Linked DNA regions of Mus musculus: all the other regions are linked to region 3. Evidence: chromatin loops called from intact Hi-C (ENCODE). Cell type or tissue: heart. All regions are shown on one strand.

The links. Hi-C counts contacts between places; a loop is a spot of excess contacts. Peaks named below come from ENCODE experiments on the same cell type or tissue, not always from the same donor. Only the 100,000 strongest peaks of a DNase experiment are listed, where the experiment ranks them.
Region 1: a loop joins it to region 3, with 5 times the contacts of the local background. A loop is called at or near these places in 7 of 42 quality-filtered maps.
Region 2: a loop joins it to region 3, with 6 times the contacts of the local background. A loop is called at or near these places in 8 of 42 quality-filtered maps.
Region 4: a loop joins it to region 3, with 2.1 times the contacts of the local background. A loop is called at or near these places in 5 of 42 quality-filtered maps.
Region 5: a loop joins it to region 3, with 2.1 times the contacts of the local background. A loop is called at or near these places in 6 of 42 quality-filtered maps.
Region 6: a loop joins it to region 3, with 5 times the contacts of the local background. A loop is called at or near these places in 5 of 42 quality-filtered maps.
Region 7: a loop joins it to region 3, with 2.0 times the contacts of the local background. A loop is called at or near these places in 3 of 42 quality-filtered maps.

The regions. Positions count from the first base shown.
Region 1 is chrX:53,116,356-53,120,355 of GRCm38, reverse strand. All of the region lies in intron 1 of Gm35988 (a long non-coding RNA gene), which reads right to left. It also overlaps a transcript of Plac1 not described here. Among named protein-coding and RNA genes, the nearest start is that of Plac1, 4.0 kb to the right of the region's middle. In heart, no CTCF peak of the experiment used is centred here; a DNase peak (open chromatin) is centred at 1,525.
Region 2 is chrX:53,232,027-53,236,026 of GRCm38, reverse strand. It overlaps a transcript of Plac1 not described here. Among named protein-coding and RNA genes, the nearest start is that of Fam122b, 36 kb to the left of the region's middle. In heart, a CTCF peak has its summit at 2,082 (motif pointing right); no DNase peak of the experiment used is centred here; H3K4me3 peaks cover 341 bases; H3K27ac peaks cover 1,852 bases.
Region 3 is chrX:53,055,806-53,059,805 of GRCm38, reverse strand. It overlaps C430049B03Rik (RIKEN cDNA C430049B03 gene), which reads left to right and starts at 2,616. Exons shown (of 4, transcript NR_038185.1): 1 at 2,616-2,808; 2 at 3,037-3,148; 3 at 3,642-3,664. In heart, no CTCF peak of the experiment used is centred here; DNase peaks (open chromatin) are centred at 2,495 and 2,915; H3K4me3 peaks cover 3,608 bases; H3K27ac peaks cover 4,000 bases; H3K27me3 peaks cover 473 bases.
Region 4 is chrX:53,150,141-53,154,140 of GRCm38, reverse strand. The region is part of intron 1 of Gm35988 (a long non-coding RNA gene); the gene reads right to left. It also overlaps a transcript of Plac1 not described here. Among named protein-coding and RNA genes, the nearest start is that of Plac1, 38 kb to the right of the region's middle. In heart, no CTCF peak of the experiment used is centred here; no DNase peak of the experiment used is centred here.
Region 5 is chrX:53,105,899-53,109,898 of GRCm38, reverse strand. All of the region lies in intron 1 of Plac1 (placental specific protein 1), which reads left to right. The region is part of intron 1 of Gm35988 (a long non-coding RNA gene); the gene reads right to left. Among named protein-coding and RNA genes, the nearest start is that of Plac1, 6.5 kb to the left of the region's middle. In heart, no CTCF peak of the experiment used is centred here; no DNase peak of the experiment used is centred here.
Region 6 is chrX:53,163,996-53,167,995 of GRCm38, reverse strand. Gm35988 (a long non-coding RNA gene) reads right to left here. Exons shown (of 4, transcript XR_882310.2): 4 at 268-4,000. It also overlaps a transcript of Plac1 not described here. Among named protein-coding and RNA genes, the nearest start is that of Plac1, 52 kb to the right of the region's middle. In heart, no CTCF peak of the experiment used is centred here; DNase peaks (open chromatin) are centred at 925 and 1,595; H3K27ac peaks cover 1,941 bases.
Region 7 is chrX:53,210,032-53,214,031 of GRCm38, reverse strand. It overlaps a transcript of Plac1 not described here. Among named protein-coding and RNA genes, the nearest start is that of Fam122b, 58 kb to the left of the region's middle. In heart, no CTCF peak of the experiment used is centred here; a DNase peak (open chromatin) is centred at 1,801; H3K27ac peaks cover 2,558 bases.

The DNA.
Region 1 (4,000 bases), 61 kb before region 3:
ATAATGTGGCCCTCCAAGTGATGATACCTCAGAATGTTGCAGTTAAAGCCACTCCTTGGCATATCCTTAACAGCGATGGCCTCTACCCAGTAAAGCTTTCTGGTGCTGATGCCTAGATCATGGGCATCATGAACCAAATGAGAAGGGAGGACCAGGAGTGACTGAGGTTGGAGACAGTTGGGATCAACTGCCTATCCCAGACGGGATACAGAAGGGTCAAACACAAAAAGCTTTTGGAGACCGAACCTACAAGTAGAAACAATAGGCTGGCTTTAAATTTCCAAAGAATGGTACTAGCATCTTACTCTCTCACGTAACAAATATTTATGGAGAATCTCCTGTGTGACAGGCACTGTGGTAGGAACAAGCCGTACAGTATTGAATAAAAAAAAAAGCATTCCTGTGCAGTAAGCCTCATAGGAGAGCTGACTGGAAAGCAATCACACAAATACGCACTGTCATCTGCTGGGGATTGGTTCCACAATGCCCCCATGATTACATGTTGAAATCTCTTGTATAAAATGTTATAGTTATTGTATATAACCTTCACATCATCTGGGTACTTTACATAATCTCCAGATTATTTATGATGCCTAATTCACTGTAAATTGCATATGAATAGTTGTTGTATTATATTATTTAGGCAGTGAGGAGCAGGGGTGGGGTGGCTGGACATGTTCAGCACAGATGCAACTTTTTAGAAAACACTTGCAATCTTCAGTTGTCTGAAGCCATAGATGCAGAACCCATGGATGTGGACAGCTGGCTTTAATTACTAAAGGCAGAGAGGCCTATGAGTTAAACAAAAAGGAGGAGGAGGAGGAGAAAGAAGAAGAAGAAGAAGAGGAAGAGGAAGAGGAAGAGGAAGAGGAAGAGGAGGAGGAGGAGGAGGAGGAGGAGGAGGAGGAAGAAGGAAGGACAAGGAGGAGAAAGAGAAAGAAAGAATGAATGAAAGGAAGGAGGGAAGAAAGGAAAGATAGATGGAAGGAAGGAAGGATAGGTCTTGCAGAAAGAACATTAATAGGTAGGGCCTGAGCTGGAGGCTCAGGATAGATGAATTTTGGATGACAAGAAGGGGATTGTTCATTCCAGCATCTAAGACTAAGGAGAATATGGATGTGAACTGTCTGGGAGCATGGCTGTTGAAGCTACAGGTCAAGCAGGAAGGAGGTTCTACCTTTTTACTGGCAAACCAAAGTGTTCTGGGCTTTGTGGTTCCTCAGAGGCCACGGTCCCAAGTCGGTTCCAGAAGTCAACTTGGCTGTTTCCCAGAGAGGATTCATGGTGAACGCCTGCTTGTAGCTTCAGCCAGTTGGCTAAGATTAGCTTCCAACAAACTCAGAAAGCCTACAGCCTCAGAGACTCTTGTTCCTCTGTGATTCCTACTCCCACTCATAGCATTGTATTTGCGAGGGATGCTTGCCTGCTGAGAGCCGGCCCTGCATTGCTTAAGTTATCAGTTGAGGCAGCACCCAACTTCGGGAAAAATACAGGCAACAGTGGAGACCAAGAGCAAGAACAGGAGCCAAGGAAGCAGCCGCTGCCAACAACTTCCGTTTTTGTTTTTGTTTTTTCCTTTCTTTCCCACGTAGCTGCCCATGGAGCCCCTGTGACTGTTCATGGCAATCTGTTTGTTAACAATTAACAAAGGAGGGAGCCCTCTTGGCAATTTTTTTTCACCCAGAGGCCCCAGATTTCTCCCTGTGAAACTGCCAAATATGCAACCTTGGGTGGATATTTGGCTGAATCGCTTTGAAGGGTTTGTCAGTGCCTAAAATGGAAATTGTTAGAAAGCAGAGGAGGGTGGTTGCCAGCAACCATGAAATGGTAATGAGCAAATCATTTATTTTTGCAGTGAAATGTCATCCCCTAACACTACAAAAGCAGATTTTTTTTTTTTTTGAGCTTAGAAGTACTGACTACCTAGAAAATTCTTCCAAGGCAATCCAGTGTATCATACCCCCACCCACAAATACCTCTATCTTTCTCTCACCTTGGTCTTGTCTCCTAAACTAGACTGCTCCCATGGTTTGGGAACTTAGCTGCAACCCCAGATGAATTAAAAGGCTGGCTGGTTATGAAAGGTAGTCAGACTTCAACCATCCTATAAAGCAAAGAGGAAGTTCATTTCCTTCTAAGAGGATATGTGGTTGACTTTCTTTCAACATGGGAAAGTTGGTAGGCAGTGATAGACTCAGCCCCAAAATACAGCATGGCTGTTTAAATGATACATTCAAGTCCTCCTATCATTTTGGCTGAGTGCTATGGCACTTAATAAGGTTTTCTGCATGTATCAGCTCACTGAGCAGGCATATCAGGCAGGCTCTTCAATTGGGTACCTTTTAGTTTTGTACTCTGGCACTTTTGTTTGGCACTTAGAAGGAAGAGACTGGAAAATACATTCGGGTTGACACTAGAGAGTGAATGATCTGCTAGTTTTCTTTGAAAACAGCCATTAAGCTACTGTGCCTTCAGGCCAGTTCTTGGAAGGCTTTAACTTAAACAAAGCCCCGGATCTGTCTTTTAGCTTTTCCATATTGCCTTCTATATTGGGATTAGTGAAAAATTATACTGCTATCAATTTTATTTTAAAGTAATATTTTATGAGCCTTTGGCTTGAAAGTATTTCAATGACATCTGCATGCTCAAAATTAAAAAGGAAGACGGCTCTCCTCAGCTTTCATCAAGTAAGCTTTCGATCACAGTCATCAGGCCAATTTTTTCTGTCCTGCCTTTAAATGGAGGTGGCTTTCCCCAATCATTTGTGTGGTTGGGTGTGATCCATTAGGTAAGCTGTCCTGCTGTGAAAACCAAACCAAACCAAACCCAAGCCTAAGAGGCCTGGAGAGATGACTCAGAGAGTAAGAGCACTGACTGTTCTTCCAGAGGACCTGAGTTCAATTCCCAGTACCCATATGGTGCCTAACTCCAGTTCCAGAGGATCCAATATGCTCCTCTGGCTTTTGAGGGCACAGCATACATATGGTACACAGATGCACAGACAAGTTGGTTTGCTCTGTCACTACATTTGAAAGCCCATGTATGTTTCTGCCTCTCTCTTATGTATGACCTCAGGAACAGCCTACTGGAAAGTGCGGCTCTTATACAGGGAAGTCTTTCTCCCAGATTCCCTTGTAAGTAAGGTTAACTTGTGAGGGAATTACCAAGTATCCAACCCTATCATTTCCCTCCCTTTCCCCATCTTTCAAGGGCCCTCTCAACCCACAGTCTCTGATACAGTAGCTGTAGCGATGACTCCATGTAGAGAACAAACAATTGGAGCAACTGGAGGCCAGGGCACCCTTCCCCCAGAAAAGGACCCCTTAAAGCCATCTCACAGCTGAAATGATTGTCTTCTGGCCTTTACTTCATGAGTGTCTAAGAATTGAAAGACTGCCACAGGCAGAGTAGAAATTAACTTCTTCCTCTCCTTGCTTTGAGCTAGCTGTAAATTTTCGTTTCCTGCTTTCTTTGGAATACAGAGAAACGATGGAGGCAGATTATTGGCCGGGGTATCCGGTATCTGGTAACTGGACCACTGTCTCAGCTTCAGTTCCCTCATCCATCCTGAGAAGCGCTACACAAGTTATCAATTCTCCCTAAACTCTGACGTTTGACTAATCTAATAGACTTACCATCAAAGAGGGATGTAGCTAAGTTTTCAATAGTTTCTTAGCTCCAGGGAAAGCTATTTTATATAATGTCCTTTTTCTGTGTTTCCCTTTTAATAGGAAAACACGACTCATTCCTGGACCATAAAGTGAACACATTGCAGATCAGCAGGGGGAAGGCTTTTTTTTTTTTCTTCTCTGTGGAAGGGGTCTAGAATACCATAGAAATAAAGGTAGGCACCAGATCTGGACAAGAGAGGCAGGTGGGGCAGAGAACCTCGTCAGTACCATCTTCACTCAAACCAGACCTGCTCAGAGGCAGAGTTAGGTGACAGCACACATCCAGGAGTCAGCTGCTCTAGACCGTGACTCCAGCTCCTCCGTTTACT
Region 2 (4,000 bases), 180 kb before region 3:
TTTATTTGCTTGTTTTTCTTTTGCCTTGTTATTGTTTTGTTGTTTTGAAGCCTTCAACCCCAAATAGCCAGAGACAGACCTGAACTCCTTGCTTAGAATGCTGCTATCTGTTTCATGTCTGTGAGCGTAATGATCGAGGCTGTCTTGTTCAGGTTGCTATCCTTTACTCTATGTATAATGTTAATACTCTACTAGCATTTATTAAATTAATAAATGATAGAATGACTTGGTCCTCATACTCACTAACACAGCTCACCACATGCTAGTTGAAAGAAAAAGAGTGAACAACATGGGGGTGAGGCATGAGATCTAAATGCATATTTTCTCCAGCTCTCCCCACTTTCAGTTCTTGCTCTTTCCGTGCCAGTATCTCCTTTCTATCTTTTCTCCCAAATTTATGTTTCCATTTGTTAAATAAAACCTTCAGCAGTGCCGATGTGCATAAACCATGTGCCGTCATCAAAAGTAAGAAAGCTTGGAAATTCTCAAGTGAAATCAGACACTAGCATATAAAGTGCTTTGAAATGCCCTGCTTTCTTATCTTTCTGTAATGGTGTCCTCATGGAGCAAAACTAGAACACTGAGAACTAACCAGGGCTAAAAATCATTCCAACATATGTTTCCTCTTACTGCCGCAACTGCTTCCACCCTCTCACGGCAGACATACAGTATCTAGACTTTCGCTAATTAACTTGCAACTCTAACTGCTAGAACTCCATTTCTTTAAGAAAAAACATTCTGGGCACCAAAAAAAAAAAATATCAATAAATGTTTGCAATGGAACACGTTGCAAAATTTGGCAACTGTCTATTTATGAGCGCCTGTTGATGGAATGTATTAATGAGCCCTCAAGCTAGCAATTACCCTCGTGGTTTTGTTTTGGGTTTTTTTTTTTCATTTCCTCCTTCTCTCTCCCTCCTTTTCTTTTTCTTTCTTTTTAAAATCTTTTTTTTTTTTGAGACAAGGTCTTACTGTATCACCCTGGCTGGCCTGGAATTCACTTTTGTAGATCAGGCTGGCCTCAAACTCACAGATAACTGTGTCATTTAAGTGTTAGGATTAAAGGTGTGGACTCCCATGCTCACCCTTTAGAATTTTTTTAACTTGGTTTGTTATTTTTATACAGCCTTCGATAGCCTTATACTCACACCCTTCCCGCATCTACCTCCTGACTGCTGGCCTTAAGGGTGTACACAACCACACCCAGTTAACCTTGTTTTTTTGGTTTCTTACCACTAGAAATCCTTGATGCAGTTGTTTTTATAACGTGTTTTCGATGTGTAGAATAAGGCCTTCTTTATATGTTGATTTTTGCCTCAGAAGTTGAATGAGTCACTTGATTTTATAAGCCTGGAAAAACAGGCTTTCTCTAAAATAGTCATTGTAAAAGAAGCCCCTTGCTAACAGATCCTATTGTTGCTAACACAGTAATTATAAATTATAATTATAAATTGACCCAATAAAACATTACTTTGTCCTTTTTGCCAGCTTAAAAGGCATTACAGAACAACTGAATGCTTAGGCAGAATGGAGCAGCTTGACTTTTGCCACAGTTCTGTTTTCTTCCTATTTTTATAGATGGTTTAGAGTTTTGATGAAATATATAAAGAAGCATGCTGATTAGCAGAGATTTATTACAGTAAATTGTGGGGTGTGTGTGTGTGTGTGTGTGTGTGTGTGTGTGTAAACTCTTTGATAGATGTGAACTTAGGATAACTACGAACTTGAGTTTAGATTTTGGGGAGTAATCTTTCTATAAGGTACTGAGAAAGTACTGGGTGCCACTTGGAGACTGTGTGAAAAGGGGGGAAATGTGTACAGTGAAAATAAAAATTGCTGGACTTATACCAGGTGGAAACCGCTCTGTCTGTGGCCTTTGCTGCAAAATCAAGCATATTTTCTATATGCTGCATTAATTTGTTGTATGAAAGCACTTCAGTACTGAGAATATGTTTGAAAGGAACTCATTGCCATCCAGGATATTGAAGTTTTATGGGTTAGCACCCTACTGTGATGAGCTAAAAGGCCCGAGTGAGGATCCAGAGTCTCGAATCCAGTCCTGGAAAGCCCTGTTTCAATTACCTGCAGATGTCAGTGTGGGTCTGAGTGTGATTCAACAGCATGTTCCAGGATGTGGTCAGACGGTTGAAGCCCAGTTGTGAACCAGTTGCTTATTAAACAAACACCAGTTCCTTGTGGATGAGAAATATGAGCTGCAAGGACCCTTATATGCCTGAAATCAATCAACCTTTCCCTCTCCCTCTCCCTCCCCTCTCCCTCTCCCCTCCCTCCCTCTCCCTTCCCTCCCTCCCCCCACACTCGCTTACTTTCCTTCTCTGTCTCTCTGTCTCTCTCTCTCTGTCTCTCTCTCTCAAAAGTTAAACAGGAATGGAAACTCTAGTTACACAATTCACAAATAATGTCCTCTTGTTCCCACCCCTGATGCTTTGACCAGTCTTTCTTTGATTAGTTGTAGTGCTAGACAAGTAGATTTAATGTCTCTGGGTTTATTAAACTTGACTCCAAACCAGATGGCCAGCCCAATGTTGCATTATGAGCCGGGTTGGTTTACTTTCTGCTGGTAAAACATGTTTAAGCACAAAGCTGAAAATTCAAATCCTCACTGTAAAAGAATATCAGTGTTGCCAACGCTTGTGGCTCGTCTTTTCTGTCCTGCAGGATTCTCCATTCTATCCATCTTTGAGACCTGTGTGGCCAGAGCATGTATTTAGCTAGGAAACTGTCAGATACACTTACATCAAAAGAACCATTCATTTCCAGGCTGTGACACAAATCTACCATCTGCTTTATAAGCTCATAAGCTTTCTCTTAATTATAATTATATATAATATACACACATATATATGAGTGTGTGTGCATATATATGTACATAAGTTGTCACTATCTTATGTTTACCTAACAACAAAATCTGTTTGGTAGAAGGTGGAAGGGTTTCTTTTTTTTTTTAATCAACTTATTGATTTTTCCATTTCTTTTTCATTTTTCCTTTACTGCATTTTGATTTATAATTTAGTCAGTTAGTTTTGAAACAGTCTCTCACTCTGTAGCTCAGGACGACAGTATCAAAAACCGATGTAGTCCAGGTTGCCCTTGAAGATCACTCATGAAGGTCACCCTGCCTGCAGGCTGGGGTCACAGGTGTGAAGCAGGAAGCCTTCCTCCTTTCCTTTCTTCTATTTTTTTTTCTTTCTTTTATATTTGTAAAAGAAGTTTCTTCATCTACTGATTTTCTTCCAGCACACCAAAAGCTATGTTGCCGGCCCAAGCAATCTGCCTTTTATAGAATTTTCATCTAAATTGTCCAGTCAGGGTTCATTTGGGGAGTTATTTTTATAACTTTGATTATTTTGTACATAGCTGAACGCTCTCTTAAATCTGTTTTTCTTTTATAAGCAAACTGTACAAATCACTGTGAAAAACTACCTTGACCTTGCAGCTATAAAAAAAAAATCACAAAGTATCCAACATCCCACAAGTGTTCAATGCAAATTTCCCCCGATGTTGGTTTTATTTTTTTTATTATTCTCCAGTGTTCTTAATGTCACTTATGGGTTTGAATATTGAATTTACACTTTAAGAACATTTATTTGGTCAGGGACTGCTGGTCTTTTAGTTGCATGTGAGAAATCAAGGATCTTATCCCACATTGTCAGCATTTCTTTTATTTTCACAAAGCCGAAGAAGCTGTATATTCCGAAGTCACCATGTGCTTAGCTTTGTAATCAGCACAGCGATGTGTGTGTACTGAAAGCTAGCGGCAGGGAGGCAAAAGGCAGGAAAAGCCGCTGCCTTCCCTATCAGTTAGCTCTCGCCATCCGGCGCTCTGGAAGGCTGCCGTGGACATTCTGTGTGCATTTTGAGAAGGGAACTAGTGCTGCCCTGTCAGCTTTCTTCATCTAACACCCACGTCTAATTTGCTCCAGGTTTCTGGCATGGTATTGTCCTGGTGGGAGTGACCGGTGTTCCATTACGATCTGCA
Region 3 (4,000 bases):
TGGGCCTGTAGCCATATTACTCAGCCTCAAAGAATTCATCAATATTCAGCTGGCTCTCTTAATATGCTGATGTAGCAAAGGGAGTTTAATAAAGAAAGCCCTTGCCATTTTTCTTCAGAAGACCTGTCACAAATTCATCTTTCATCTCCCAGCGCTGGAATCTTCTGGTATTTATGTAGGAAAATTAATGTTTATGTGCAGGAATCCAAACAAACTGACCCACCAGGCTGAACCTTAAAAACCCAAAGAAAGCATCGCAGCCCAAGGACACTGGAGCTCTATGAATGATCTAGCCGAGGATTTAGTCGCCGCGTGGTCAGTCACGCCTGGCTGGTCGGCAAACTTTCAGTCTGGTCCACAAAGTGTTGTGAAGATATTAATAGAAAAATTGTAGGTCCTAATAATAGTTTTAAGTGCACACTGAAACTATCTGAAATTATCCGTAGAACAGAGAGAGAGAGAGAGAGAGAGAGAGAGAGAGAGAGAGAGAGAGAGAGAGAGCTCTTTCCTGAAAAGAAAATCTTGTTCTGTAAAAATCTTTTTGGCTAATTTCTCCCCACAGTTTTACAGATCCTGAAAGACTCTACCCTCCTGTCTTCTCACCCTCCAAACCCAGAAAGAAAAACAAAACAAAACAAAAACAACGAAAATAAGCCCCAGTCATCAGCCTAAGGTCACACGATTGTAGCAAAGCCTTGAAACTTTGCGATCATTTTCGCAAAACTCACGATTATGAGATCAACCTCGAAGAAGTATCACAGTAAAAATATAGAAATACAGCGAGAGTTGAGTAGCGCAAGAAACTGCAGCGCTGAGCACCGCGGAATTCAGAATCCGTGATTTTAGTATCTGCCTGCCGTTTTCGCATGTGTTACCCGTTTTGCAATTGCCCCCCCCCCTTTTTTTTTCTTGACACCTGGTGGGTTTTGTTGTAGTTGTCCCCGCTCCCTCCTGAGGTTCCAAACTATCCCGCACGCCTTCTACCCTCTGAAATAAAACTTAGGCTTGACTCTGGGAGCATGGAGGACCCCGCGGCTGCACCGCAGCTACCAGCGTGCTGCTCAACTGCTGGATATTCGCAGACGCCCAGATGTCCTCGCTAGTCAAGGGCGCCAAGGAACCCACTAAGTCCCAGACTAGACAAGAGGTGGCTGGAGTAGAGGTTTAGCCAAGAGCTGCTAAGGCAACAGCCTCTCCTTCAGAGTCACGGAGTGAACGCGCTAAGTAGCTCCCACATAGCGCCTTGTACCCAGCACTCCACCTGCCCCTGTGGTCTCTTTTGGAGCCCGGGTGTGTAAGCTGCTGCAGGCCAGCGAAACCCTTCCCGTCCAAATCCTATCTGAGTTTACATCCCACTCTCTCAAAGATGTCTGCAACCCAAGAAAGGTGGGAAGAGAGACGCTGAGTTTATTTATTTATTTTTTAACATCCAGGCTCTATTTTATAAGGGATTTCTCCCAGATTTTTTTTTTTTTTTGAGTCTTTCACAAAGCTCAGACTGTCCTCGAACTTGCTATGTAGCCAAGGACGCCCTTAAACTTCTGTTTCTCCTGCCTCCTCCGAGTGCTGGACTCTACTGGTCCATGTGCTACCATGCCTGGTTTTTCCAGCTTTGTGTTATTGTGACGTTTTGCAAATATACAAGAAAGTTGCGAACGCGGTGCAATGAAAGACTATTGACTCCCCACCCAGATGCAACCTCATGTTAGCTCCTTGAAATCCATTCCCGTTCCCCCTTCTCTCTGAGTGCCTGTCTGGGTCAGCGGCATCATTTGAAAATCATAATCACTCTTATACTTCATCTCTTTACACTTAGGCACAGTTCTTGTCACCCTGGACACCCTGCTATTAACTTCAACACCGTTCTCATACCTCCCTGGTAAACAGCGCCGTCCCTAAAGATATCCAGCATACAGAAGAAAGACTCCCTTTCTTTCCCTACTCCAGACTCAAAACTTAAGTAGTAAAGACTTTCCTTCTTGGACTGGACATGTATAAGTAAACTGTCGTTCCCTGCCTCAGTGTCATGCCCACCCCTAAAGTGGACCGCCAGGACCTAAGGGAGTCCTCTACCTGAGGGAGAGTTTGGCAGAGAGGCCAGAGCACAGAAGACTCAACAGAGCCTGGGCACACTCGCGCGCCTAGCACTTCCCTTCTGCAATCTGAGGGTCCCTTGTTTCCTCATCCTGTTTCAGGCACCCCCAAGAAAAATAGTCCTAAGAGGCTTGGCTTAGCCGCCCTGTACCCTCCTGGTAGCCCCAAAGACTTGGGCCCTAGTGACTTTAGAGTGTCATTTGTGGCATGGGTCTTTGAGCTGGAGCTTGGTTGCTTCCCTTCCCGCTTTTCCCCTTTCCCCTTTCTCCCTGGTTTTTGTCTCCTGCACCCGCGGCTATGAGGCTCTCTGTACGTGGCCACTCCAGGCTCCCCGTGTCCTTCCCGGCCCTTCCTGGCTGCAGGCCAAGGCTGTGGCTCTGCGTGTCCGCACGGCCTCCCCCCTCCCCCCTTCCGCTCCGGGGCCTCCGAGCGAGCGGGCGAATGGTTGGGCGGGGCGCGGAGCAGCGCATGGCCACGCCCCCCGGGCCGGCTTTTTCTAGGGCTGCTGCGGACCACTGGGCGCTGGCTGCTCCCGCTCGCCTCTTGGGGTGCGCTCGGCTCCAGCCCAACTCCGCCAGCTCCGCCGGCTCCAGCACCGCTCCAACCCGATTCCAGCCGGATTCCAGCCCGATTCCAGCCCGGTTCCAGCCCGATTCCAGCCCGGTTCCAGCCCAGCTCCGTCCCGGCTCCGGTTCTTCTCCGCCACGCCTCTCTGTGAGCCCCTCGCCCCGCGAACCCCGGTTCCCCGGCTGTCCGTCCCTCTGTCCCTCGATGTCCCGCACCACCGCCACCTCGCGCCCTCCCAAGTCTCCGCGACTCGCTCTTCTAACCTCACAACCTCGCCACACCCCTCCGCCCTTTCTCTCTCGCTGTCCGTCTGTCTGTCCGCCTCCCCGCCCGCCTTTTCCTTCCTCTCTCTAGCTTCCCCGGCTTGTTTTCTAGGTCGACGCTGAGGAGCAGCTTCGCAGGAAAATCCCAGAAACCTTTGCAAAAAGCTTACAATGAAATTTAAGAAGTTCTACGATTTCGGCGCCATTTTCGAGTGGAGTGAGAGGTGACTTAGAATCTAAAAAAGAAAAAAACGAGGGGGAAGGGAACTTTTTGGCCCGCCTCCCCCCGCCCCCAACTATGTCTCTGGTCACTACAGACTGTAACAGATACGGGGATAATTCTCAAAAAAATGTTATGCGTCGCGCTGGGTGGGGTGTGGGGGTGGAAAGCGTGTCCGGGGGTCGTGGTGGGGGGAGGACAGATCTTTAAAATGTCTAGCAAGTGAGTGTGGCCAGGGAACTTCTCAGAAAGTGGACTGAGAAGAGTAAACGGGGAGGGGTGGGGAGAGAGAAATGAGTGAGGGGCGGGCAGCCTCAGGCTGTCAGCCTTGCCAGGGTGGGGAGCAACTAGTTTTGACAGACTGTAAATGGGACTTTGGGCCACTCATTTGTAAGCAGTAAAGAATGTCCTGGAAAGAACCGTAAAATTCGTTTTCCATTGTCTCTCGCTAATTAAAACTTTTCAAGGTTGTTTAGTTGTTTTTTTTTTTTTTCCAGTATTGGAAAAGTTTGGCTGGAAGGTGCGGAGGACCTGTGCATCATGTTTTGGGTGTGGGGGCGCATGGCATCTGCAACATTAAAAGACAAAACGTTCTCAACTGGGAAGAGAGGAAGAGGCTTAGTCTTTGGCTCTTAAATCATTTGGCCAAACCCTTCGCAGTTCTGAAGTGGGTGGGGCCATTTTGACCCGTCGTGGTTCTGAAGTGGGTGGGGCCATGGTAACCCTAAAGTATTGATTCTTTGTCTATTGTATCAGCGAATGACCCTCTCTAGAAGTGACCAGACATCTCTTTGTGCTCTCTTTTCGTAAGTAAAGTTAAGCCCAAGGGGAAATACACAAACCCAGGGAGTGAGAT
Region 4 (4,000 bases), 94 kb before region 3:
TCAGGTTCCCAGAACTCACAGAAAAAGCTGGGCTTCCCATAGTACACACCTTTAATCCCAGCACTTGGAAGGCAGAGGCAGTGGATCTCTGAGTTCAAGGCCAGACTAGTCTACAGAATGAGTTCCAGGACAGTTAATCAGGACTACACAGAGAAACACTGCCCCACCAAAAAGGGGGAAGCATAGTAATATGTGCCTGTAATCTGACTGGTAGTGAGATGGGAGACAGAGAAGTTCTCTGGCAAGGTAGCCTGGTATCCTTGGTGAAGTACCAAGCTAATGAAAATCCCTTTATCTACCAAAGATGGATAGAAGGCACCCGGAGACCTGCTCAAGGTTGGCTTCTGACCTCCACACACACATGCAGAGTAATCACCTGCACCTACATGGTAATCCACATCCACACATACATGTACACATGTTCACACACATTCACATACACACACATACACAGAGAAAGAGAGAGAGAGAGAAATCCAGATAACCTTCAGATAATAAATATTCCTGCCCCTTAACCAAGACTGAAATAAGCCAGGTTAAAACATTCCAGGCTTTTAGCTGTGTTTTGTGTGAGCTGTGAAACAAAGGAATTTTGCAATTTGCTTAGATGAGCACAAACTGTCAAAGCTGCCCTGTAGGGAAGATCCTCTGACTGTGATGTAAGCCAGGCAGCTGGAACCCTGGGCTTTTCTTCCTATGGCTGTGGCTCAGTGGAGCGCTACCTTCTTAGCAATCAGCATCACCTGGGAAATGGTTAGACCCTACCCTGGACCCAGGAATGTGTAACTGAGGGTGAGGCCCCGTCATTGTGAACAGACTCTTCAGGTGAGTCTGATGTACTATCATATTTTAGAATCTTTTTTCTTGAGTTGTCTAAATTCTACTGCCAGTGGAAGCAAGGATGCCCTGGCATGCTCTGAGCTCGTGCCTAAAACCAACAAGCATCCCCTGTCCTTTATATGACTTAGGAACACATGCCAGGTCCATATAATTTCAAAGTTTCATGTTCTTTCTATCTTGAACCCAACCAGTGCATTCCTTTTCCTCTGTTAGCTGAGCAAGGATAAAATATAGCCCAATGTTCCGTCCCCAAGAAGATTTATTAATTTGTACTAATGACTGCTCTGAGAAAACATAAAAACCAATGTCCTCGCTGAATATGCCTTCTCCGAGGGTAATATGGGGATGTTATCTGTAAAATCAACAAATTTGTCACCAACGTGAAATGTTATCCTTTCCTGAGGACTTTCCCAGGCAACTTGAGGCCTCAAAGACTAGACAGCCTCCCCCCTCCGCATGGCCAACCTTACCACCGTAACTCACACACTGAAACCAGTTCAGATGCATGTTTGCTTTCAGGTTAGGAGGTCTGCTTAGAAGCAGCTGGGGGAAACAAGGATGACACCATGAACCTGTTCAAATACTTAAGGAATCCACACAGACTTCTGGCTTTCTTTTGGGTGTGGCCAGTATGCATGTTGGCAAATGCTCAACAGCATGATCTCTGCAAAGAATAAGCATCTAGGAACATGTACATACGTATTAAAATGCGCATCACAGTATTTACAATGACACATGCAATGTTAGGCAGTTCATTTGGCTGTTTCACTCTCGTGAACACTACTGGCTGAGTTTTGCCTTAACCATGGCCAACCTGAAGTGGCAGTTAAGAAACACATGTGGTTCTGACACAAGTATTGCTTGGCATACTGGTTTTCTTTAATGAATCAGACAAATGGGAAGCAACAAAATGCATGCCTAAATCACTCTGCTTCACACTAGTACTGTAAGTGACTTCACTATTGAATCAGATAATCATTTCTGAAGACTGTAAGAGCGCTTCCTCCACTGTTTTAGCCCAATCTACAGTGGAACACCCACAGAGACAACGTGGTTCGAATTTGAACCTGCACTGATATTTTCTCCATCTTCAGCACAGAGCAAGGCTTTTCAAACATCCTCTGCAATGATGAGGCAAATAGAGTTGGACGCGGTGACACACAGCTTTAATTCACAAACTCAGGAGGTAGAAGCAGGCTTATCTCTGTGGAATCAGGGCCAAACTAGTCTACATAGCAAGACTCTGTCTCAAGAAAGAAAAATAAGTCATCATATATGAAATATCTATGGTTTCATAGCCACATAACTCATTTCTTTGTGTCCCTTTTAAAAAAAAGTTGCAGCTGTTCTTTGCTTGTGGGCTATCCAAAGCAGGTCGTGGGTAGAAGGCCTCTGCACCCTACTCAAGCCTCAATGAAACAATAGATAGAGCTCCTGTTTGTATCATTTGTCAATTTGCATCATGTCAGCTACTCCTCCAACTCCAAACTAGCAGCCTGATATCTCTGCGACCGTGCACTTGGGAAGAGATGTGCGGTCACCAAATGTTGTACAGTATTTCCACAGCACAGGTTACAGAAACATCGCATGGGAAACTGGAACTTGGATTACTTGATTTCTAAGGCTGGCTACAGTTAACAAGGAATTTTCAGTTCATTGTTTGTAGCACACAAAGCAATAAGGGTGTTTTTGTGGCATATTTGTACATGCTTTGTTCTTGTTGCCCCTCTTCCTCCAGCCTCCTCCTCCTCCTCTGTCCCCTCCTCCGCCCTCATGGTCTCCTTCCTCTCCTTTCTTCCCTGCAGTGTAACCAGCTCTGAAAATGAATAATTGATGCTTGTGAATCGATATTAACACACTGCTATGATCACACCAAATTTCATTTTTTTTAAAAGAAGGGAATAAAAAGAGACTCTTCATTTAATTTGGTCCATTCTTTCCTGTAAGAGAAGGATTTACAACAGGGTTGCTTTGAAGCTGGGAGTTTCCCTGGCTCTTCTAAAATAGGAAATGATTTTAGATGTTATTTTTACATATTTTCAAAAAGAGCCCTGTCTCCATTCTCAACAGCTTCCTGACCACCTTTTGCGTCCAAATAATGAGAACTATTTAAAGGAAAAAGGAACTAGTGTAGCGTGGTTTGAAGAAAAGCACATAGTTTACTCTTCCAGGGGCAGTTATACAATAGTTTTGCTCATAAACTAGGGAAGAGTTAAAATAGCTTTCCAAGGGCCCTCCCATGCCTGTGATTTTCCTCTCATCTGCTCAGGTATTGCCATTCATTGCCTCATTCATTCATTTACTCATTCATTCATTCATTCATTCAACTCTCTAAGCATGTCCCATCCGCCAGCCAGTCCACCAAGCAGGCAGAACCCATCAGAGCACAGATGGAATGCAGCCCCTATGGGGTAATAAGGACAGAGGTTCTTATGTTCTAGTGGTTTTCATAAGCTCCTTAAAGGGGATCATATGGCAGCAGGACCTGGCCTGTTTTGTGGGATTCAGGATATGACATTCAACCTGATACCTCAAGAGTGACTAGAAAGGCCAGCTAAAGAGACAGAAGGAAGAAACGGGAACAGCCTTCTTCCATGGTGAAGGGAACAGCCTTCATACTGTTGGTCTAAAACACAGGTACAGAGCCTGGAGAGACACCTCAGTTCCTCAGCACCCAAGTATGAGAGCTCATGACAGCCAGTGAGTTCAGCTCTAGGAGCTTCGACACTTCTTAGAAGGTCTCATCCTCTTTCATGCAGCTTAACTTTGCTTTCGTGGGTTTTTTTTCCATCCTTATCCCTCTGTTCCTGTATTCTCAATAACATCCTCATCTGTAGCCTAGTTCACTCATGTCTCATCAGCTGGGCCTAATTTATTTTTGAATCCTACCATTGGTTGGTGTTTTTCTCCTTCTACCAGTTACATATTGATTATTTTTAATGTATACATATAATTTTAAAACACTCAATAACTGCCGTATAGCACCTACCCCTGTTGTAAATCTCTTGTGTTGTATTGTACTGTACTGTATTGTATGTGCTAGGGATTGATGCTAAGCACATGCTCAACCATTGAGTTATACACCCAGACCGAGCATACCTATTTTAAAGTTCCTTTCAGATTTCTCTATCAGCTGGCATTTCTACAGTGTGAAGTCTTC
Region 5 (4,000 bases), 50 kb before region 3:
AGTCCACATGGGAACTGCTTCTCTAGCTTGGGGATGTGAGAGGGCAAAGGTGCCACGCATTCATGCTGATTGCAAGATTTTATTTGTACAAATGTTAAAGGAATGTAAAAATGACTTTGTTCCTTTGGTAGATGAATAGAGCCCTGTGGTTTCAGAACTAACAGAGACTAGAGTGGACAACGTACATTTCCTAGTATGTTTCTGGGTAGATACCCCTCCTTATATACAAATGGCTCTGTTTCGCAACCCCGGGCTAAAACCAGGATGCTGACTTATTTTTCTTTCCATTGTTGTGTGTGTGTGTGTGTGTGTAGGGTGCATATCGGGGTATATGCATGTGGAGACCACAGGTAGGTGTCAAATGTCTTTCCTCAGTCACTCACCGGTTTATTTACTGAGGGAGAATCTCCTGCTGACCCTGGAGCTCAGCAAGAGCTAGCTAGCCCATTCACTCTAGAGATGCCCTGTCTCCACACCTCCTAATCATTGAGATTATAGGTGGATTACTATAGCTTTGGATTTTAATGTGAGTGGTGGAATCTGAGCTTCTATCCTCATGCTTATGCAGCAAGGCATTTACCTACTGAGCCATCTCCATAGCCCAAATATGTAGCCTAGGCTGGCCTCCAATTCACGATCCTCTTCCCTCTACCAATACAGCATACCTTTCTGATATGTGCCAGCACAACCAACTATATTTCATTTTGTTCTCTAAGACAAGGTCTCATTGTGTATCATATGGTGCTCCTACCTCAGCTTCTTGAGTGCTGGCATTGTAGGTGTCTACTAGCATACCAAGCATGTCTTGGGTTTGTAAACAGACAATAATAGCACTGTAAGTATGTATGTATGTGTGTGTGGTTTCCATTTTATACATAAAGAACCCAAAGTTAGACATTTGGCATCTACTGTCTTTTAAACAAGATACTTCTAACATTCTTTAATTTGATGCTTTTAAAAATAAATTCATGCAAATTATGTTTTACTTTTCATTTATATTCACTTCTGTGACCATGTGTGCACATGCCTGTATATGGAGGCGCTTCCGTGCCTGCGCACATGGAGGTCAAAGGACAGTTCGTGGGACTTCCTTTTCTCCTTCCCAGGGTTCTGGGAAATGCAAAGCTGACTAGGTTGCCTTTGACTTACTTGCCTTTGTAGCTTCAGGGCTAACAGAAGCTGGGGTGGACAGTGCACATTTCCTTGTATGGAACTCAGGCTTCGTATCAAGACCTTTTACCCTCTGAGCCATCTCACCTGCTGTGCAGTTCACTTCCTTATAGGTGGCGGTTTTCTTAAAACTCTTGGCCTAAATATTATTCAAGAACAGGACTTCTATGGATGTATAAAATAATTTGGCATAAAGATAAAAGAGTAAACATTTTTGAACGCTTAAGTGTTGTCTGCCATCTCAATGCGAATCATTCCATAGACATTGTGACTTTGGGAGTCCAGGGGTTACTGCAGTCATGTCATGTTGACTGACAAACTCAAGCCTAACACTCTCCTCCCTGCTGGTTCAACCTAGCGTCCCAGCTAGTTCTGGATCCCTGGGACCTGATGGGATTACTGAGTTGCCCTGTGCAAAATATTCTTGTCTTGATCGTGTGGCTAAGGAACAAGGCACATGGCAAAGGTGTCAGGAGTGAGCTGTTATGCTGACAGAGGTTCCTAGGAGAAGCTTGATGTTAGAGCATAAATATGGGGCTGAGAACAAGTCTTCTCTCTTAGCTTCTGAAAAGCTTCATGATGACACTAGAACCTTAGAAAAATCATGGCAGATGGGAGGTTTTAGAAGGAATGAGAGTCAAATATGAATAACCAGGGGTGGTGGAGGAGGCTCCGTCACTGAAGTCCTTGCCACATAAGCATGACGAGCTGAGGTTAGAGCTCTACCATCTGTATGTTTTAAAAGTGTAGTGTACACCAAAGGTACTAGAACTGGAGAGGCAGAGAAGTAGAGACAGTGGGTTCCCTGAAGCTTGCTCATCACCCAGTCTAACTAAATTGGTGAGGCGCACATTCAGTGAGAAAACTTGTCTCAAAAAAACCAAAATGGAACATGGTTGACAATGAAGATGTCCAACATCAACACCTGGTCTCCAAATACATGGAAATTCACATGTATATGTGAGTGTACACATGCGCATGTGTGTGCATTCATACACACACATACGCAAATACACATGAACACACACACACACATATATATACACCCATATATATATGTATATATGTATGTATATATATATATATATATATATACCCCCAGTACATATGCAAAATCACCAGATATATGAGAACAATCTACCATTTCTGTGTTAAAGAGGCAAAATATGTAGACTGCTAGCATTTATCTATTTCTCATGGCTAGGCATGGTGATATATTCCAAATCCATTTTGCCACTCAGAGAATTGTAATCAGGCACCATCTTGAGAGAGGGCCTATTGTTTGAGACTGAACTACTCTGGGGAACTGAAATCAAGGAACAATCACAAATCAGGAAATCTAGGATACACTGCCAAAGTATAGCGTCTGGGTAGGAAATAGCCCAGAGTGGGTAGTCATAGAGATGGAGAGGGCTAAGTGTAAACACACTGGGAAGTTTAGGCAGTAGGAGTCTCAGGCTTTTGGAAATCAAGGAAGTTGGTAGCGCTGGCCTCTAGGGTAGCATGCAAATGATACCTGCACAGTCTGGGAACTCTGAGCCCATGGTAGGTGGATTGTCCTCTAGAACTGCTTTCCCTGCTATGGATTGTTTGAAAGTTCTCCAGATTTTTCCACCTATAAGCTGGTTTCCTGGCAGACAAACTCAGAAATCTCTGAGAGCCGCAGGTAGCAGACTGGGTTCCCTCAAACTCCATATCTAGTGCAAAACCCCATGCTTTTTTGGTTTCCTTGATTCTCTGACACATGTAGAGGAATGCCCCTGGATCTGGGGTATTGGTCTCTGGAACAAGTGGGAACCTGTACGAATCCCACAAGCTACAGAACTCCTTGACACCACCAGTGGCCCCACATACACAAAGAAGTAAAGTTTCTAAAGGGATGCAGGTACTAAGGGTCTGGTGATGCAGATCAGTTGGTGGGATGCTTGCCTAGCATGTATCAAGTCCTAGATTTCATCTCAGAACCACATAAAGCAGGTGTGGTGACCTATATATGTAAATCTCTGCACTAGGAGGTAGAGGCAGGAGGATCAGAAGTGCAAGGTCATTCTCAGCTACATAGAAGGTTCAAGAACATCCTGGGCTACAAGAAACCCTGTCTCAAAAATAAAATAAATAAAATAAAATACAACAGCCCATAGTAGCCACATCCTACACACTGGGAACAGAGAAGAACTATGATAGAATTTAGCTATGATCTGCCACACCCCATCCCTGTCCTGTCTTTTATTGAAAGCAGAAAGAGGTTTCTCCAATCCTTTGTTGTCTTCTCTTTCTTGTCTTCACTCATTCCTATTTTAGTGGGGTTTAGTTTACTTTATTTTAAAAGTCTTTTATGTTTATTCTTTATTCCTTCTTCTATTTTTATCTTGTTTTTTGGTTTGTGTTTATTTTTGTTTTTTATTTGGTTGTTTATTGTTTTATTTTTTGTTCTTTGTACAAAACATTGAGACAGGGTCTTGCTGTGAAGTAAGGCTTAGGTGGAAGTTACTGTGTAGTTCAAACTAGCTTCAAAATTGTGATCTTCCAGCCTCAGCTTTACACTTGTCTAATTTTGTTCATACATTTTATCTTCATTAACCTTGCTTCTTTTTTCCAGTCTCCTGATCCACTTCTGTATTCTATTATTATTATTACTCTTACTACTACTACTACTATAAACATTTTTAGCTTTTTGTAATCAGATGAGCCTGGGCTAATACAGGGTGACATGGCTGTAGAATATATTCTATTAACTTTTGACTATGATTTAACTCTGCTTTTTGTGCTACCTTTCTTTGGATGATTTTTAGTTCTAGAGTGTTTATCTTTAATCAATTTTACAGTAATT
Region 6 (4,000 bases), 110 kb before region 3:
AGTGATATGTAGCAGTAACTGTTCCTGCCTGTTTTGCCTTCAGTTTTTGTTTTAATTAAGTATTTGAATTTAAATATTCCTATTTCAGGCTGTTGAGATGACTTAGCAGATGAAGGAAGGTGCCTGCTGCCAAGTCTAGCAGCTTGAGTTCAATCCCCAGGACCACATAGTGAAAGGAGAGAAACAACTTCAGCAAGTTGTACATGCTGTGGCTTAGTGTATGTGCGCACGCATGCGTGCACACACAGACAGACACACACACAATTGAATGTTATAAACATGATTTACTGGTGAGGAAACAGACACGGAGGTTTAGTCATTTGGCCTAAGGTTACCCACATAGAAAGTAGTGGAGTGTAGAATTTATACCTAGGCTATCCATCCTCTTACCCACTTTTCTGTGCAGTAGATTCTGTTATCAGCTCTGTTTAGGACCCACAGCTATATTTTTCCCAATATAGACACCAAAGCCCAGACAAGACAAAGGACCTCTTTGAAGGCATAATCAGGGTTGAGACAGGTTTTGTGTCTCCCCATCTGAGGAACATTCCATTCTGGCCAGTCATCCCGGGCTCTGTGAAAAGCAGGGCTTGGAGCCTACTGCCTACACAAAAACCCAGGCACAGGAGGCTATCTAGAAATACTTTTGCTGTCAGCACTGGGTAAAGGAGGATGCAGAAACATACCCCAGCACTGGGTTGCTCGACCATATCTTGGAGGATATAAGCTTCAAGCTAGCCTCCCCCACTTCCCTCAGAGCCAGGGTAGCAGATCCACTGTGGAGGATGCCTGCTGTTGCAGGGTTTAGCTGAGGATGGTGTGTTAGAGAAGGCTCCTAACAGCAGCCAAGGGAGCAGGACATTCGGTGAGGCTTATCTGTTCCTGTCACAAAAAATGTGCTAAAGCCTCAGCAGCTCCCTCTCCAGCTCCCACTGAGACAGCCAGGAGAAGGCCCAGCCAGATGACATGCCTCCGTTCTTCTCCAAGGAGGAGGCCCTGAGCCAAACAGGCTTTTCCATTTCCAGATGCTTTTTAATTAAAATAAAGGCCACTCTGTAACCTGGCTTTGAATGGACAAAGTTTCCTCAGTAGAGTGACGGTACAAATTCACCCCTTTTTCTTTACTTTCCATTGAGCAGCCGAACGTGCGCAAGTAATAATTTATGGCTTCAGTCACACGGCAGCAAGAAGCAGGGAAGGGTTAAGTGACTTATGGAAGGTCACTCTGCCAAAGAAAGCCTCTTTTGTTCCCGAGTTAACCTAGTCTGTGTTGTACCTTTGGCTGAAGCATGGCGAGGAGGCCAGACTAGCGTCACACTCGAGCACCATGTGGTGATCTTGTCAACCTGGGAATTTACACTCTTCCTCCAGCCCCAGAAGGAATCTCATAAACTCAGAGCTTCTGTATCAGTTGCCTACTGCACTTCCCTCTTTTGAGGATACAGACGGGCAGGACGGAAAAGGCCACTTTTATTTGTATCCTGGTCAGAGAGAAACAAGATGTTTCAGGAGGCCCCATTGGGAGACGAGTGAACTTCACCAGCTTCTGTCTTGGACTTGCTTTGTCTAGAATTCCAGCACAGGAAAGGCGGAAGGGGCCAGGCGGCAGCGCAGATGGGATTTCCTTACCTTCTCCTTCTTGAATCAGAGCCAGCTCAGCTGTGAACAGAAACAATAGGGCTACCCATGGGCTCAGGACAAAGCCTGCTGATCCTGGTTCTCAGGGATGGATTGTTGTGTTCCTCGGTGAGGTCTGAGGACCCCTGCCTCAGACACATCCCCACTACAGTTCTCCACATTCTAGGTTGTTGATGATGGAGGCCTAAGACATTATTAGGGTTTGTCTGAAGTTCCTGGGCTAAAAAAACGAGGACAACAAACATTCTTTACCTGATCCCTGCATCCCCCTCAAATATACACAAAACCCTGTCCAGTGGGTCTTGGGAGCAGAGTTTTTGCCCAGATCTTTTTTTTTTCTATTATGCTGGAAATTCTGTCGTGTTCATGTTTCTAGCAGTAAAAACAGAAAGAGAAGAGTATGAGAAGCCAATGCAGGAAGTCATCATCTGTTTTTTCTCCAATGCAACCAAATAGTTCCTTCTATAACCAAAGCATTCAGTGGGGTCTGTCCTAGGCACATCTAGGCAAAACCAATAGAAGCAGTAGGCAAGGGTTGAACCCAGTCAGTCGCTGGCTGAGAGGCGGCCACTTTTATGTTTTTTTGTAGCTCTGAATTACCCATTTCTGTGGGCCACACAAGCTTGTGGGTCGCGGCGGATGCAATTGAGGTTATGGGATGAGTGCTGGAAGAAGCAAGTCTGGTTTGTCTTGAGGTCCTTCTCACTTTGGCCTTCCTTTTTGCCTGTGTGGTTTTCTTGTTGGGGTTTGTGAGAGACACACACTACCATCACTCACTTTCCAACCTTCCATGGCATTCGTTTTTAATACAAATTTTTGAAAATTATAATTAGATCATTTCCCTTCTCTTCTGCTCTCAAATTCCTCCAATGTATCCTCTACCCTCTCTCACTCTCTCTCTCTCTCTCGGATTCATGACCTTTTTTCTTTGTGTTATGTTTATATGCATATATACATGTATATATTGTATGTGTATACATACAATCTGTTCAATTTGTGTAATGTTACCTGTATGTATATTATTCCATTGCATTCTTGAATAACATTATGGATTATGTTTACTAGGCTTGGCAAAGATAAATAGTAGCCCCTTAGGTCTGTTTCAAATTTCCCAAGAGGCTCTGAAGCCTGAGGCTAAGAAATAGATTTTTGAATATTTAGAATATTTTATACATTTTATCCCAAAGATAGAATCACTGGGGGAATATTGTCCCTTTGGGTTACTTTAGGGTCTTCCCATGGCCATTAAATTTGTGAAACGTCACAAAAGGTCTATATTGTAAGTGGCTCTCAAGTCAGATATTGGACCAAGATTTTGATGTCTAAGGCAAAAATGTCTTGTGTTTCATTCCACGAGGAGTTGAAATCATACCCAACAGATGTGTAGCTCCATAAAAGTAAAGGATAGAAGTCACCTATTCATCATTTTCCTTTCATCTCTAGGAGAGTTAGAGATTGTATGGACAATGTTCCCAGACCCTGCATTGGATTATAGTGACATTTTCTCCTCATTAATAGGGAAATAGAGACAAATGAAGAACATTGGGTGACTGGTTCACAGGACCCAAGTCTGTTTGATTGATTCTCTCTGGGTTCTCATTGTGGAATTAAGATATTCTTCCCTCCACACATGCATAGCAAAAGGTAGTGTATGCAAATTTAATTGGATAAATAGTGTCAAGCTCTACCATCCAAAATCTGACTAATAATTTGACACTATCAGTGAATGTCTTTCCTCTGCTAGGAAGGCTACCTTAGAGGAGAGAATTTAGAAGCCAGGGTGGGCTCTGCATTCTATGCCACTCTTGTTTGGGATCAGTTGGTCCACTAAACTCCCTTTGCAATGTTTAATTTGGGGACCTACAATGATGCTTCACATGAAGGTAGTGAACCTTATTGTGCTCTGTTTGTTGTTTGGTTGCTTGTTTGGATTCTATTTATTGGGTGAGGGTAGTACTTGGGTGTGTGCCATGGCACACACTATGGTGGTCAGAGCATAATGTGTAAGGGTTGGTTCCTTCTTTCTACCTCGTGGATCCCAGAGATCAAATTTAGGTCATCAGGCTTGCTGGCAAATGCTTTCATGTACTAAGCTATCTCACTGGCCCCCTTTGGTGTTCAACTAGTGTCTCACTCTGTAGCCCAGCTAGCCTGGAACTCACCCTGTAGCCCAGGCTGCCCTCAAACTCATGACACTTCTCCTTCCTCAGCCTCCTGAGTGCTAGGAATATAGAGGTGAGCTACCCTACCCAACTATACGACAAAATTTTTAGCTGGAAAAAAAAAAGTGGCCACAGAAGGATGGATAATTTTCTTTCTCACTCTAGTCACAAAAATGTACTGACCTTTTCGTTCCCACCAT
Region 7 (4,000 bases), 150 kb before region 3:
CCCTGCTGGTGGCTCTGGAGCCCAACCAAGCTTTCCTTTTCTTCTATATTTCTAGGCGCTTGGGCCTTAAGCAATAGGAATCTGCCCCTCTCCCCACAGGCTTTGTCACCAAGCAGCTGTCTTTCTTTCCTGGATCAGTCTAGAGTTCCCCCTAATTTTTCCTAAACCCAAACAGTTGGTTGTTGCCTTGCAGTGTCGGCAAAGGACATTTGTGAGCCTGCTAGGATATATAGATTTCATTTGATACTACATAGCCATACTCAAAAAAAAAAAAAAAACGGACAGATGATCTGGCATTTCAAATGACTACCTATCCTTTCTTTGCCTTTAACCACTCCACTTCTGGATGCTCCAGGACATGTACCATTTTTTTTCTTGAACAGACAGTTTTATTGGGGTATAGTTTCTGTGTTTCAGCTGGCCCACTCAGAGCCACCATGCCAACTTGATCACCTAGGAGCTAAGGCGACAAAGTGCTACAGCAAGATTTGAAGAAGTCACTGGGTAGATGAGCCCTGGGGGCTTCCATGATCTTTGTTTCTGAGACCCCAGTCTCTCTCTCTCTCTCTCTCTCTCTGTGTGTGTGTGTGTGTGTGTGTGTGTGTGTGTGTGTGTGTGTCTGTGTGTGTGTGTGTATGTCTGTGTGTGTGTGTATGTCTTCCTCTCATCTCCCTCAATTAGTAAGGACATATATAGGCGAATAAGAAAGAGGAATCTCTGTGTTTTAAACTTCGGAAGAGTTTCACTGTTTTTTTTTTTCAGACGTTGAACTAGTCTGTTGCCAGCTATGTTGGTCTATGTCTGGATTCCCAGTTTAGGAGGCAGAATCAGAAAGATCACTCCACATTCAAGGCCAGTCTGTTCTCCTGGTGAGATTCAGTCTGGCCTGAGTAACAGAGTGAGATCTTGTCAAAGTCAAATTCTAACTGAGTAACACACTTTCCATCCTTTAGCCACGTGTGTCTCCTTTAAATTCATTCTTTAGAGCACAAGTTGTGAGAATAATTGGGGCCCAACTTCTAGAGCTTCCAGATTATTACAGGGTTGTGATCAAGAAACAGGAGAGGCCAGGCCTGGTAGTCTACATAGTAGTCATCTCAGTCCAGCTGAGGAAGGAGCTTAAGGCGAGCCTGGCAATTGTCATAAGTACCAGTCAAGTCAGAGCTGCATAATGAGAGTCTATCTGAAATAAGAAAGTAGATGGATAGATAATAAATTAGCAAAGACCAACAACATCGACAACAGCAAAACAGAAAATAATAAAGCCTTGCCTTGGAGGCCAGCTCCTCCAAGGACAGTCGTGGGGTGGAATGGTTACAGAGGCTAGGCTGTGCGGGAAGCTGTGTGGGAACTTGCTTTCCAGCTGTGCTGCTCACTAGTGTGTTCCTTCCCCTGCAGAGGGAAACACAGCGTGGTCTCAGCGCAAAAGAATCGGGACAGTTAGAGAAGAAAATGTTAGCCAATCCTGAAAACGAGCAAAGTGGCCACAAAATATGGACTTTGCTCAGTCTGAAAATCACCTCATCGGCTTTGTCATGTCGTTTCCTGTTTAATAGCAACTGAAGGACTTGCAGGAGATGCTCTGCCCTCCTTACACACACACACACACACACACACACACACACACACACACACACACACACACTGGAGCCTGGCTATTTTCGAGGTTCCATTTGGAGTGGGAAGGCCCCAGCAGGGCGGGGGTAGGGGCTGTGGGGAGGGAGGCATTATTCTCCAGCTTGCAGCTGTGGCAGCCAATACAGTATCCCCCACAGGCCAGATGAATCAAGCTGAAGGCCAGATCTGGGCTGTGGGCCAGACGCTCCCCACCCTGATTTATAGTGTGGACAGAGATGTGGGTGTTTTGTGAATATATTTTGATGATGATAAAAAAAAAAAAAGCTAGAGGGGGGGAAAACACCATTCCTTAAAAATGTGCTGAGGGAGAGAAGCTGAGGCCTATCCACCAGATTAGGGTAGCTTGGCTGTTAGCAGTAGCTCCTTAGATTAAAGGCTCCTGAAAGAACAGTTCATGAGAGGCAGTGCCCCTTAGAAGGCAGTGAATTGTGAATGAGGTCCCTGTATGGCCAGCCACTGGGGGCAGATTATGCTTACTGTCCCCTCTGCAGGTGTGGAGTGGAGGGATTCGGCCTGCATTTTAACTCCTGCCAGCCCCCAAGAACAGAGAAAGGGAGCTGGCTTGCCGAGCTCTGGGGCCACCCTGAGTCCCACGGTTTCCCAGCCCTCGCTCACACTTATCTAGAAATTAGCAGGCTTTGCTTTTGGGATCAAGTCCAGGTTGTTGCCATTGGGCAGTGGACAATAGGCTAAGTGTGAAAGGGCCACCAGGATGGAGTCTGGGCAAAAACAAAGAACAAAACAAAACAAAGGACAAAAAAAAAAAACCCACCTCACCTCCACCATTTATTCTCAACCTTCAACCCAATTGATTTGAAGGGGGTCGCAGCTAGGGCCGAGGAAGTGGTGTGGAAGCAGAGGGGCTGAGTGGAGTCTGGCAGTGGAGGCTCCCAGCAGAATGTTCCACTCCCAGACAAGGCAGAGCCAGGCACAGGAAACATCAGGCACAGCTGTCCTGGCTTACTCTATTTCATCTGGGCAAGAACCTCAAGCAGGTTTCCCAAGACCCGCTTTGAAGATGAGAGATTTATTCTACAAAGATGAAGCTACTAGACAGACCTTGTGCTGGACATGCAGCAAGCAAAATCACATCAGTCTGCAACCCCCACAAAACACACACACACACACACACACACACACACACACACACACACACGCACGCACGCACGCACACACACGCACGCACGCACGCACACACACGCACACACGCACACACACACACACACACACACACGCACGCACACACACACACACGCACGCACACACACACACGCACGCACGCACACACACACACACACTGGAAGGGCAGTGAACACTCTTATACTTTATCATGTAGTTTTGAACAAGAGCAATCAGGTTTCTTCTGTCCTTACTGCTTCTCCTGGCCACCTTGCAGGGCTCCTTCTGGAATGTCCTTTGATACGTTATGGCTTCTCCATCCTTGTACATTTCCCACTCTCTGAGGAAAGAGGGTCAGGTATCTCTAACCTCTCTGCTTTAGCCAGCCTGGGGCTGTGTGACACAAACCACCTACATGCACATCCCGGCCAAGTCCAAACCTCCCTGCTAGTCAGAGGAGCCCACAAAAAAACAAAACAAAACAAACAAACAAACAAACAAACAAAAAAACCCGAACCGACAAAGAAGTATGAAGCAGAAAAATGAATCTGCCTTTCTGTGTGGCTGCCTATCCAGACATAACAAGAGTAGGTGACTGCAGCCTGTCCTGTTGATTTCCTCACCAACACATACACACAGACCCACGCAACTACAGGGCAACTGTGGGGGTTATTGAGCATCCAATAGGCAAATCGTCTCTTGCACTGAGCCCTGGAAGTTTTCTGCTTTGCGTCTAGGATGAACTCGAAGATTCCGTGAAAGGGACTCTGGTCTGTATCACTCTCAGGGCTGGCTCCTTCAACGGATGGCAGGAAGCCCTCTTTTTTAATTTCCCACTTCCTGCTTCAGAGCTTAACAAAGGACTTGTGTATGGAATGCATGTGTGCATTAATGTGTGTGTATACCATGGGAGAATGCACACAGGACCTTTGTCAATTCATTCCATTTGGGGGGGGGAAGCAGAGTGGGTGTCTATTCCCAGCAGTATCAGGGACCAGCAAGGGGGCCTTCTCATCACCCTTGTAGTTTGTTCCAAATGTCTTTTTTTGTAACTCTTGGGTTTGAAGTTACACCCTGCCTTCTGGCTATGCCCCACTCCTCACCAGCTACCCCCCTCCCAAACTCAACTATGCACAAAGGCTCATACTACTCAAAAAACCTGGGAAGACACTGTTGGCAAGGAGTGTAGCGAAGCCCATTTACAGACCAAATGTGCTAATTGTAAATGTTCTTATCTTGTCAT